2 separate regions of the Homo sapiens genome follow, and region 1 is linked to region 2. Evidence: chromatin contacts called from ENCODE Hi-C or POLR2A ChIA-PET data. All regions are on one chromosome and are shown on one strand. The core of a region is the stretch at or near the end of the contact, and the rest is flanking DNA. Distances in the headings are between cores, read along the strand shown. Region 1 has its middle 42 kb from the start of MIR1265. Region 2 overlaps FRMD4A (FERM domain containing 4A).

Region 1 (4,997 bases), core at 1,259-3,758, 820 kb before region 2:
TTTAGCACCTCCTGCTGGCACCCAAACCAGATGCTCTGATCACGGATAGGATCCCTGATAGGATAATCGGGGAGGGTGGGAGGGATCTTGTAAGTTTTGCCTCCATTTGGCCTTGAAGTTGTCTTTTTATATTCTTCTGATTCATGCTCAGCATATTATGAGACAGATAACACTGTCCTGTTAGCACTGAACACTTTCCAGATTTCATTTAACACGTTGGCAACGAAGATATCACCTGAGTCTTCCTCCTGTCCCATGCCCAGTAGTATAATCTCTCAGACAACACAGTGGCCTGCATTCTAGCAAGAGTGTTCATCATCAACAAGGGGCCCTGAATAATAGTAAGAAAATGGAAGATAATACAGGGTTAAAAAAGTGGGCTTGAGGGTCTGAGAAATCCGAGTTCCCCTATTGGGTAGCTACATGAACTTGGCTAATTACCTAGCTTCTGGGAACTTTGATTTCTTTATCTGTTAAACGGGGAGTCTCTCTCGTAAGCGTTTCCATGTAAGTCTCTTAGAACCAGGCCTTAAATATTCTAAATGCACAATAAATATTTGTGATTTGGTGGTTATTACTATGATCATTAATTCTAGAGAGTAATGGGAAGTTTTATTGTAATATTGTTTTGGGAATGATAACCAAAACAATATTTACTCCAGGTCTTTTCTGGTTGATACGGTTCCCCAAATCGAATTCAAGAGTCTCTCAGTGGTGTGTGATTGCAATTATGCAAAGAAGACTGCTGTGCCCCTTCAATCCGTCTTTCATACAATCACCTGTTAGTATTTAAAAAATGAAAATCTTATCACCTTACTCCCTGTCTTGTCCTCCAATGTCCTGAAAAAATGCCTCTTGATCTCCCTATGGGGGACCCTAAGGACATCCTGTCTTGGTCCTCCCTAGTTCCATGGTTCTCATTTGCCTTCAGGAGAGACCCCAGACTCCTTAGCTGGACTCTGGTCAGATGGGATGGGTCAGTTACAGTAGAGCTTGCAGAGGTCAGGCCTCATGATAGTGAGTTCTTATGAGATCTGATGGTTTTTTGTTTTTGTTTTTTGAGACGAAGACTTGCTCTGTCACCAGGCTAGAGTGCAGTGGTGCCATCTTGGGTCACTGCAACCTCTGCCCCTGGGTTGAAGTGATTCTCCTGCCTCAGCCTCCTGAGTAGCTGGGACTACAGGTATGCGCCATCACACCCAGCTAATTTTTTTTTTGTTTGTATTTTTAGTAGAGACAGGTTTTCATCATGTTGGCCAGGCTGGTCTTGAACTCCTTACCTCAAGTGATCTGCCCACCTCGACCTCCGAAAGTGCTGGGATTACAGGCATGAGCCGCCACACCTGGCCAAGATCTGATGGTTTTTTATAAGTGTCTGTTGTTTCTCTGCTTGCACTTCTCTCTCCTGCCTCCATGTAAAGAAGGTGCTTGCTTCTCCTTCACCTTCTGCCATGACTGTAGGATTCCTGAGGCCTCCTCAGCCAGGTGGAACTGAGAGTCAATTAAACCTCTTTCCTTTATAAATTATCCACTCTTGGATAGTATCTTTATAGCAGTGTGAAAACAGACTAATACAGCACCTATTCCAGGGTTGAAGATTTAATAGGCTCCCCACCTCTTTTTTTTTCTTTTCTTTCTTTCTTTTTTTTTTTTTTTTTGAGATGGGGCCTGTCTTTCACCCAGAGCAGAGTGGAGTGCAGTGGTGTGATCACAGCTCATTCCAGCCTCGAAATCTCCTCCTCAAGTGATCGTCCTGACTCAGCCTCCTGAGTAGCTGGGACTACAGGCACACGCTACCACACGCTTAACACATATTTTTTGGTTACTTAAGACTTTCCTTAATCTTGTTACAGCCTATATGTTGCCATTCCTATATTTCTTAAAGTTTTCTCAAAAGTGAAAGAAAACTTCTCCTTTTAGGCATTTAAATAGAGGTTTTTCTCAGAGGAACAGTGTTGTAAAAATCACAGATAAATAGAAAATGACCAGAGCAGATCGTGCTGCTGGATGACAGAAAAGTATCTCAACACTAGAGGTCCCTCTCTCCATAGCATCCAGTGGACCTGCCTGGGGATGGCTGCCAGCTTTGGTGGCTTCTGACTTGGAACAAAAAGTGAGGAGTGGAGGAAATTTGAACTAGCGGATTCTTTGTGGCTTTGCAAATTAAATCTCATACCTCAAGCCTGCCCTGCTGAGGCTCTGGCACAGACACACAAAAAGTACTATTTTCTTCTCCTGAATCCTAGTTCCAGTTTAATTTTATTCTATTTCGATCTGGTTCTTGAATTAGCCATGTGATTTTATTCAAATCTTTTTCTCTTATTCCCATCTGGGAAGCAATCTGGGTTGGGTTACTGGCTTTACTCTGCAATATCTGCAGAATATGAGCAAGTTATGGAGTCCCCCTGTCCCTCCGAGGGTCATGAGGGATATGGGAATACAAACTCGAGGGTTACTCAAGTTGCTGTGGCTCAGCTGTGACTTATCCGGGTCCGGCTTCACCCCTCCAGGGACAGGGCTCCTCCCAGCCATGAAGCACCTTTCATTATTCACACGCAACTAGCCAGTAAAAGAGACGAGAGACTCGGTGGGGTGTGCTATGTTTTCCACCAAGGGTCAATAACTGGCAAGAAAAGAAATCAGTCCAGGGACACAGGAAAAGAGTAAAGTTTGCTTTTGAAATGAGACACAGAACATTTCACTTGTGTTAGACAGTAAAGAATAGAAGGATGAAATGAGAACATAAAGTTTCAGTCTGTTGTCTTGCGGGTGATGGAGTAGGGAAGAAGGGGAGAGAAATGGGGCGGGTTCTCCCATGGCCTCCTTGTGGCTAAAGGCTTCATCGTTCGTGAACTCCTAGAAGAGGCATGGCAGAGCTCAGAACATGGCCTGTCTCTCCACCGTCCGCATCACAGGGGCCTCCATCCCCTCCCTTCCCCTGCACACACCTGCCCCTGGTTACTCTTCATCCGTGGTGCACTTAGATAGCTCGGGCCACTCTGCAGACCACAGAATGGAGATGAGGGCAGTGGCAGCCCTGGGGGGATTCACCAGACAATTTAATCAGAGCATTCCAGGGGCTAGAAGCAGAGGCATGAGCTTGGAGATTGGGGTATTCCCTTGGCCTTGGGAACGCCTCTCTCCATGAGGACTGTCATGGGGGGAGAAGGAACAGTTAAGGGCTGAGGGTAGGGCCCTGTCTGCCCAGGTTTAAGAGTGGTACGGGGTGTTCCCAAAGTCTCCATTCTCCCTTTGTTTGTCTTCCAGTTTCCTGTCTGGAGCTCCTTGGGTTAGAGCCTTCTCAAATTCAGGACGAGGATATCCCCTGACTAACCCAACCAAAGTTTCTTTTCTCATATCCAATGGCTACGTCCTTTAGGATTTTTGCCAAATCCTGTGGCTTTGCACTCGGCATAAACTGTGTGTAGCAAAGAAAATGTGAGGACCAGATGCTTGGTCAACAAATGCTGTCTTCTTTTTTTGTTTTTCTTTTTCTTTTTTTCTGAGAAGGCATCTCACTCTGTCGCCCAGGCCAAGCAGTCCTCCCATCTCAGCCTCCCAAGTAGCTGGCACATGCCCCATGCCACACCCAGCTGATTTTTAAATTTTTTGTAGAGATGGGGCCTCACTATGTTTCCCAGGCTGGTCTTGAACTCCTTAGCTCAAGTGATGCTCCCACCTTAGCCTCCAAAAGTGCTGGGATTATAAGCATGAGCCACTGCACCTGGCCCTGTCTTCTCATAGCGAGTTTGAACCTAGTTTGGAAGTGGCTTACAACTGTACAAGTTATCAGTGCAATTCAACATTCCTTACAGGTGCCTCAGCTCATTCCAAAGTGGATTACACAGAGAAAGAGATGACATCACACACATTTTAGGACCCTCACTGAGAGCTTTTGAATGGGTTTTACAGTCATGAGGCTGAATGATGACGGCCACATTTCCTCCTTGCTAGGAGTGTGGAGAGCCCAAAGGAAAAAGGGGTTTGGGGTGCTGTCCCAGACACATCTTCGTGTTGGGAATGGTGCCACAGAAATTCCCGACACCTCAGTTTCAAAGCCGTTCATCAGATCATGGACGTGTTAGTTTGCCGCCCTGGAAATCTACTTGAGGTTTTGGCAAAGTCTTTTTAGCTGGCTGTGACATAACCACAAATTGGAAGGAAAGTAATGCATTTCACATGTTACTGGCAACCCTGGACCCACCCACAGCAGTGAAATGACTCCGAAAATTCCTTAGCTGACTCCTTACTGCTTTTATTTTCTCTACAAAGAGACACAACTCAGAGGTCTTTCTCGATGTTCGAGTCAAGGACCAGGAACACCTGTTCATCACTAGTGGCTTGAAACTTCGGGTGGAGAAAGGCTCAAAATCTGACAGTGGCATTCTTGTCAATTTAGGGATAGGCAACGTGCAATTTTGGACCTCGGGCGAACGGAATTCTGTCACCATCTTGCACCTCGTTTTGCTATGAACCCATGCAACCTCCTAGGAGGTGCACAGAGTTTGAAATGAAATCCAATTAACCTTTCACAGTGTTTCAGCTGGGAGGCTGGGAAGCACATTTGTTTCACCTAATTCCGCAGTTGTCGTGATGCTAATAGATGTTCGCACATTGAGAGACCTAATAGTCATTGCATTTTTATAGCCCGGCAATTGACTTCTCCATTTTTATAGCAGCCTGGGAGGCTGGAATATTGCAGGCAGGGTTCTCTGTCACAGCTTCCCTTTCTTCTGGGCTGTGGTGTGTGCTTGTTCTGCAGGTGCCTGGAAACCCCACCCCCTTATATTCTCTCCTCAGTGGGACAGAGCAAAATAACAATTAAGTGTCAGGAAGAAGAATGTAGGTTTCAAAACATTGCGATCACTTTTCTGTATGAAATACCTTTCTATGGAAGTTGTAGAGCCTCTTGTGTGCCAGTAATTTAAAAATACGTATTTCTGGGAGATTGGGGTATGCTGGTTATACATTGCTGTGTAGCAAATTACCCCAAAACT
Region 2 (4,885 bases), core at 1,695-4,194:
CTCCTAGGCTCAAGTGATTCTTCCACCTCAGCCTCCCTAGTAGCTGGGACTACAGCATGCCACCACACCTGGCAATTTTTGTATTTTTTTGTAGAGACTGGGTTTGCCATGTTGCTCCTGGGTTCAAGCGACCCACCCACCTCGGCCTCCCAAAGTGCTGGGAGGATTACAGGCAGGAGCCACCATACCTGGCCCAAAACCACGTTTAGCTAGACAGAGAATCTACACACTAGGCATAGCTTCCTTTTGAGTATTCATGGTATCTAAAAGAAAAGGGTAGAAATTGATTTAGATCACAAATCAAAGATTGAAACCCACTAGGAGAGTGTAAGGATCGTGAGAAGAAATGGAACACACCCTCTGTTGCTTCCCAAGACAGTAGTGAAAGTAAGAGGGGAGATATCCCAGTAGATACACACTCAGGCTGGAAAACTGTCTTATTATTTCCCACTGAACTCTTAAAACCTGGCAGTTAGGATATTTTCTTGGGAAATTCTTAAAAAAACAGAACTGATCCCTCCCCCAACCCCCATCACCACCATACGTCGGGGAAGAAAGAATTCCAAACCCAGAACCATGTGAGAATACTCCTGTGGATGTTTAACCATCGTACTGGGAGGCGGGTACATTAATTATATGGAAATATATTAAGTGGCAGTTAATTTTTTTGCCCTGTATGGAAACCTCAGGCAGGCAGTGATAAGTGGCTGTTCAGATGGAAAGCATGAAAGGTCCACACTAGTCATAGTAATAATGATAATTGCAATAATAATAATGATTGCTCTTGATGTGAGGAAAGTCTGGCGGATTATTTACCCAGTCACCTTGGCTGTGCTATTAGAAATCAGATTGGAATATATTTGTCTGCTTCATTACAAGCCGGGGACGCCATTGGGCTACAAGGAAATGGGGGGCTTGAGCATCAGAGATCCCAGCCCTGCGGTTGGCCTCTGAGTATCCCAGTCTCCCCTGGAAAGGGAAGAAAAATTGAGAGATTCCTTGGTAGTAGAGGGGTGCCTGGAGCAATAGGTAATGTCACGGGGTAATTTTGAGATATCATTCCGTGATTCCAGCTTCTTCCCCGTGTTCCAGATGCAGACCCCTGGACTTCCTCACAGGTGTCGGCACATCCTTTTGCCACAGTCCCACTGCAGGGTCTCTTTCTGGGGACTCTTCCTTTACTGATTTGAGGGCAAAGGAGGAGTGGGTGCATAGTGGGTGTCCACGGCTGGGGGACTGAGAATTAGGCTGTGAAACAAGTCGCTGGAAATGGATTTAGGGGCAAGTGAATGGTAGTTGGTTGGTTGTAAGGTTTGCTTCTGTGCTTTTTTCCCCTCCACCTCCCATGTCTGCCTTCCCTGTGAAGCCTGAATCGTTCCCTCCTCTCTCTTCTCAATGCTGACCTGCCCTAGCCTGAAGTCCTCATTCATCCCCCTCTCTAGTCTCTCTCCCTTCCTTTCTAGTTTTAGAACACTGCCAGGTGAATAGTTCTAAAACAGGATTTTTCACTCCGACGCATCCGTGCTTAAGACATCGCAAAGTTTTCCTGTGGCTTTTCAAAATCTCAACTCGGAATTCCAGGCCCCCATCAGTCGGGCTCTTGGCTCACATGGTGCACACAGAAGGCGGCTGTGCTGGCCAGAGCTCTGCCCTTACTCCCCCTGCCCCTCCTCACCAGCCCCTGCCTGGCCAGATGTGCCTGCAGCTGGTACCCTGCCCTCAGGGCCTCCACACTTTGGTTCAAGCCCTTCCTTCCTCCTCCTCTTTGCCTGCCCACTGCTCAAGCCCCTTCAAGACCAGCCTCTCCCACAGCACCTCCTAGACTCACTGAATTTGCTTTTTCTGAAAGTCCTCTAGCGCACTGACGTGTTAGATCATTTCTTTCCTGGAGGCAGGGAATCATTTATTAATACATAATCTTTGTAGCTCATCTCCTTAAAAAAGTTAAGGCAGTTTCAAAATTAAAATATAGAGGAAGAGATTAAAAGAGAATAAACACAGCTCTGGGGGAAAAAAGCAGAGTAGACACCCGATCCACCCAGCAGGTATTTACAATGGACATATAGACCCTCATTCATTTTTTCTTCTCCAACCAATGGTTATCAAGCACCTACTATGTGTCGGCTGAGGATCTAGCAGCAGATGAAACAGACAAAACTCTCCCAGAACTCAGACCCTCCCACAGTGAATCAGATGCTTAGCATCTGTTGAAAGACAACTTAGCACTACAGCAGTAACTACATTTTGCTGTTTAGTGTGAAGCAGTCATTTGTTGGTGGTATTTAATGACGTTCAGACTTCACTCCATTCGTGTCTAATCAAAAGTGACGCATCTCTTCCCATGCAATCCCGCCTGCAGTGGAGGTTTGGCTTGCCCTGGTTTGGTTTGACTCGTCTTGACTTGTCTTGGCAACTGGGGAAGAGTTTCAGGGTTTCTCATCACAGGGGTGAAGGTGTGGGTTTGGCTGTGTGGCTCCAAGGTGCGGGTGGAGGGGTGTAGGGGTTCTGTCTCAGCCTGTGGGAAGGATGACCGGGGCTCAGTTCCTCTCTTCCTGTCTTTGTGCAGAAGACTCTCAGGTTACCAGCACAATATCCCCCCTACATTCTCCTCACAAGGGACTCCCTCCTCGGCCACCGTCGCACAACAGGCCTCCTCCTCCCCAGTCCCTGGAGGGACTCCGACAGATGCACTATCACCGCAACGACTATGACAAGTCACCCATCAAGCCCAAAATGTGGAGTGAGTCCTCTTTAGATGAACCCTATGAGAAGGTCAAGAAGCGCTCCTCTCACAGCCATTCCAGGTGAGCTGCATCGTGAATGAGGCCAAATGAGGCCTCCCTCTATGCTCTGGAAGAATCAAAGGGCCGTCCCAAGTAGCATCCACGGTGACAAAATCCACATCAACCTAGTTCCTCCCCGTGGGGTTTGCCTTTCACGGGGCCGTGCTCACAGCGCCCTCTGCTGCCGACACTGTTGAGGTACATTTTTGTGACTCAGAGAAATTGGGGCTTTGGCCCACAATCAACGTGATGGCAGATGGTTTGAATGCTGTTAAATTCCAGAGGAATTAATTAGGAAATCTCAGGCAGCGCTATTCTGAAATAGCAAGTGAAAGTCCACTCGGAGCAAATGCAGAGTGGTTCAGAACTCTACCCCCTCATCCAGCAGAATTCTCCAGCCAAGCAGCTGTAATCCAAGCTGTGTATTATCAGCTCATTACCGGGCTGACTTTGTAGGGAGGTTTTTTTTGGGGGGGAAGGCATTTTCGGTCTGCTTCTCTGTTTTTCCCATTTCCTTTAATCACCCTACCAAGCTCCAAGGGGGGTGCCAGGACAGGTAAATATTTGTTTCTTGGAAAACAAAAACTGTAAGGGCAGGACCGTCACACTGCCTGACACAGAGAAGGCTGACCAGGGTTTTCCTCTCATATTGCCTAGGTTGGGAGGGGGGAGGGCATACCCCCTGCTGGGGAAAGGCTGAGAACCACAGTAGAGGTCTGACCAAGCGAGGTGGGAGTCACGGGCGAGCTTTCCCCACATGCTGGGATCATTGTCCTGAACTAGCCAGCCCCCCAGGAAAGGTGCTGTCTGTCTGGCGGTGACCACGTGGCATCCTTGGCTTTGCAGCAGCCACAAGCGCTTCCCCAGCACAGGAAGCTGTGCGGAAGCCGGCGGAGGAAGCAACTCCTTGCAGAACAGCCCCATCCGCGGCCTCCCGCACTGGAACTCCCAGTCCAGCATGCCGTCCACGCCAGACCTGCGGGTCCGGAGTCCCCACTACGTCCATTCCACGAGGTGAGTCTGCCTGGCCTTCCTGCTCAGACCAAGCCTTCCTTTTTAAAATTGGGCATTGTCAGCCCCAAGCTGGCCCAAATAATGGATGAGCTACAGTCAGACCTGAACCTGGGAGGATAAATGAAGCGGAATAAAAAACCAAGCTGGCAGCAGTCAACCCCCGTTAGCCAAGAGACCCATGCACAGGGCACTTGGAGTCAGCCAAAGAATCCCCGGGCTTCTGGAGACAGGGAGCATGGAAAGTTTCCTAAGCAAAGCAGAGGCCACAGAGGCTGGCTGGGTTAGCATGGGAAGAGGTCTTCTATCTTTCTACTGAGGCCTAAATTTATACTGGACTTCCTTTAGTGCCTCAAAATGTAAATTCATAAAGAGCAAAAGAGCCAGGCAAAAATGAGGCTTCAGTGAATCACACCTTCTGTTTCTTTTTTTTTTTTTTTTTTTGAGATGGAGTCTTGCTCTGTCACCCAGGCTGGAGTACAGTGGCGCGATCTTGGCTCGCTGCAACCTCTGCCTCCCGTGTTCAAGCGATTCTCCTGCCTCAGCCTCCCAAGTAGGTGGGATTACAGGCACCTACCACCACGCCTGGCTAATTTTTGTATTTTTTAGTAGAGACGGGGTTTCACCATGTTGGCCAGGCTGGTCTGGAACTCCTGACCTCAGGTGATCCACCCACCTTGGCCTCCCAAAGTGCTGGGATTAGAGACGTGAGCCACCGCTCCTAGCCACACCTTCTTTTTCTAAAAAGAAGCAAACCAGATCACGGAGGGCCACGTGATGGGGGCTTTCATCCCCCTTCTGAGTGGCAGTCGGAAGTGGGACTCGCCTCTTCCTGTGCTTGGCCCGTGGGGCCGCTGTGAAGTTCACATGCAGTCCCAGCATCGGGCAACATCATCTGCCATGTGATACTGTTTTGCACTTCCCTAAGCCCTGAGTGGACTCAAACGAGCAGAATGAATTATAAAGTAATGGTATGGTGAGTATTTGCATCATTCATTGTTTAATTATCTCATTTGCCACCAACCTTCTATTTCCCAGTTTTCACAGGAAAGGGGAGTCTATTTATATGGATCATGTAATAGTATTTGGTT

The links. A loop is a pair of places that touch in the nucleus more often than their neighbours do. ChIA-PET counts read pairs that join two places held with the same protein, here RNA polymerase II (POLR2A). Pooled maps may share reads with other maps.
Region 1: a pooled map shows a loop between it and region 2 (18-fold over the local background). The contact joins two enhancer-like sites. A Hi-C loop is called at or near these places in 9 of 50 pooled maps. POLR2A ChIA-PET finds 5 or more read pairs at or near these places in 2 of 52 experiments (A673 and T-cell).

Annotation. Positions count from the first base shown.
Region 1 is chr10:14,475,887-14,480,883 of GRCh38, reverse strand. No RefSeq gene overlaps it. Among named protein-coding and RNA genes, the nearest start is that of MIR1265, 42 kb to the right of the region's middle. Within about 2 kb of position 2,508, at least 2 of the 41 ENCODE cell types and tissues checked have a DNase peak (open chromatin) inside an H3K27ac peak, as active enhancers do.
Region 2 is chr10:13,658,235-13,663,119 of GRCh38, reverse strand. It overlaps FRMD4A (FERM domain containing 4A), which reads left to right. Exons shown (of 25, transcript NM_018027.5): 20 at 2,567-2,804; 21 at 3,630-3,797. Among named protein-coding and RNA genes, the nearest start is that of PRPF18, 74 kb to the right of the region's middle. RefSeq lists enhancers at 2,413-2,472, 2,803-2,852. Within about 2 kb of position 2,944, at least 15 of the 41 ENCODE cell types and tissues checked have a DNase peak (open chromatin) inside an H3K27ac peak, as active enhancers do.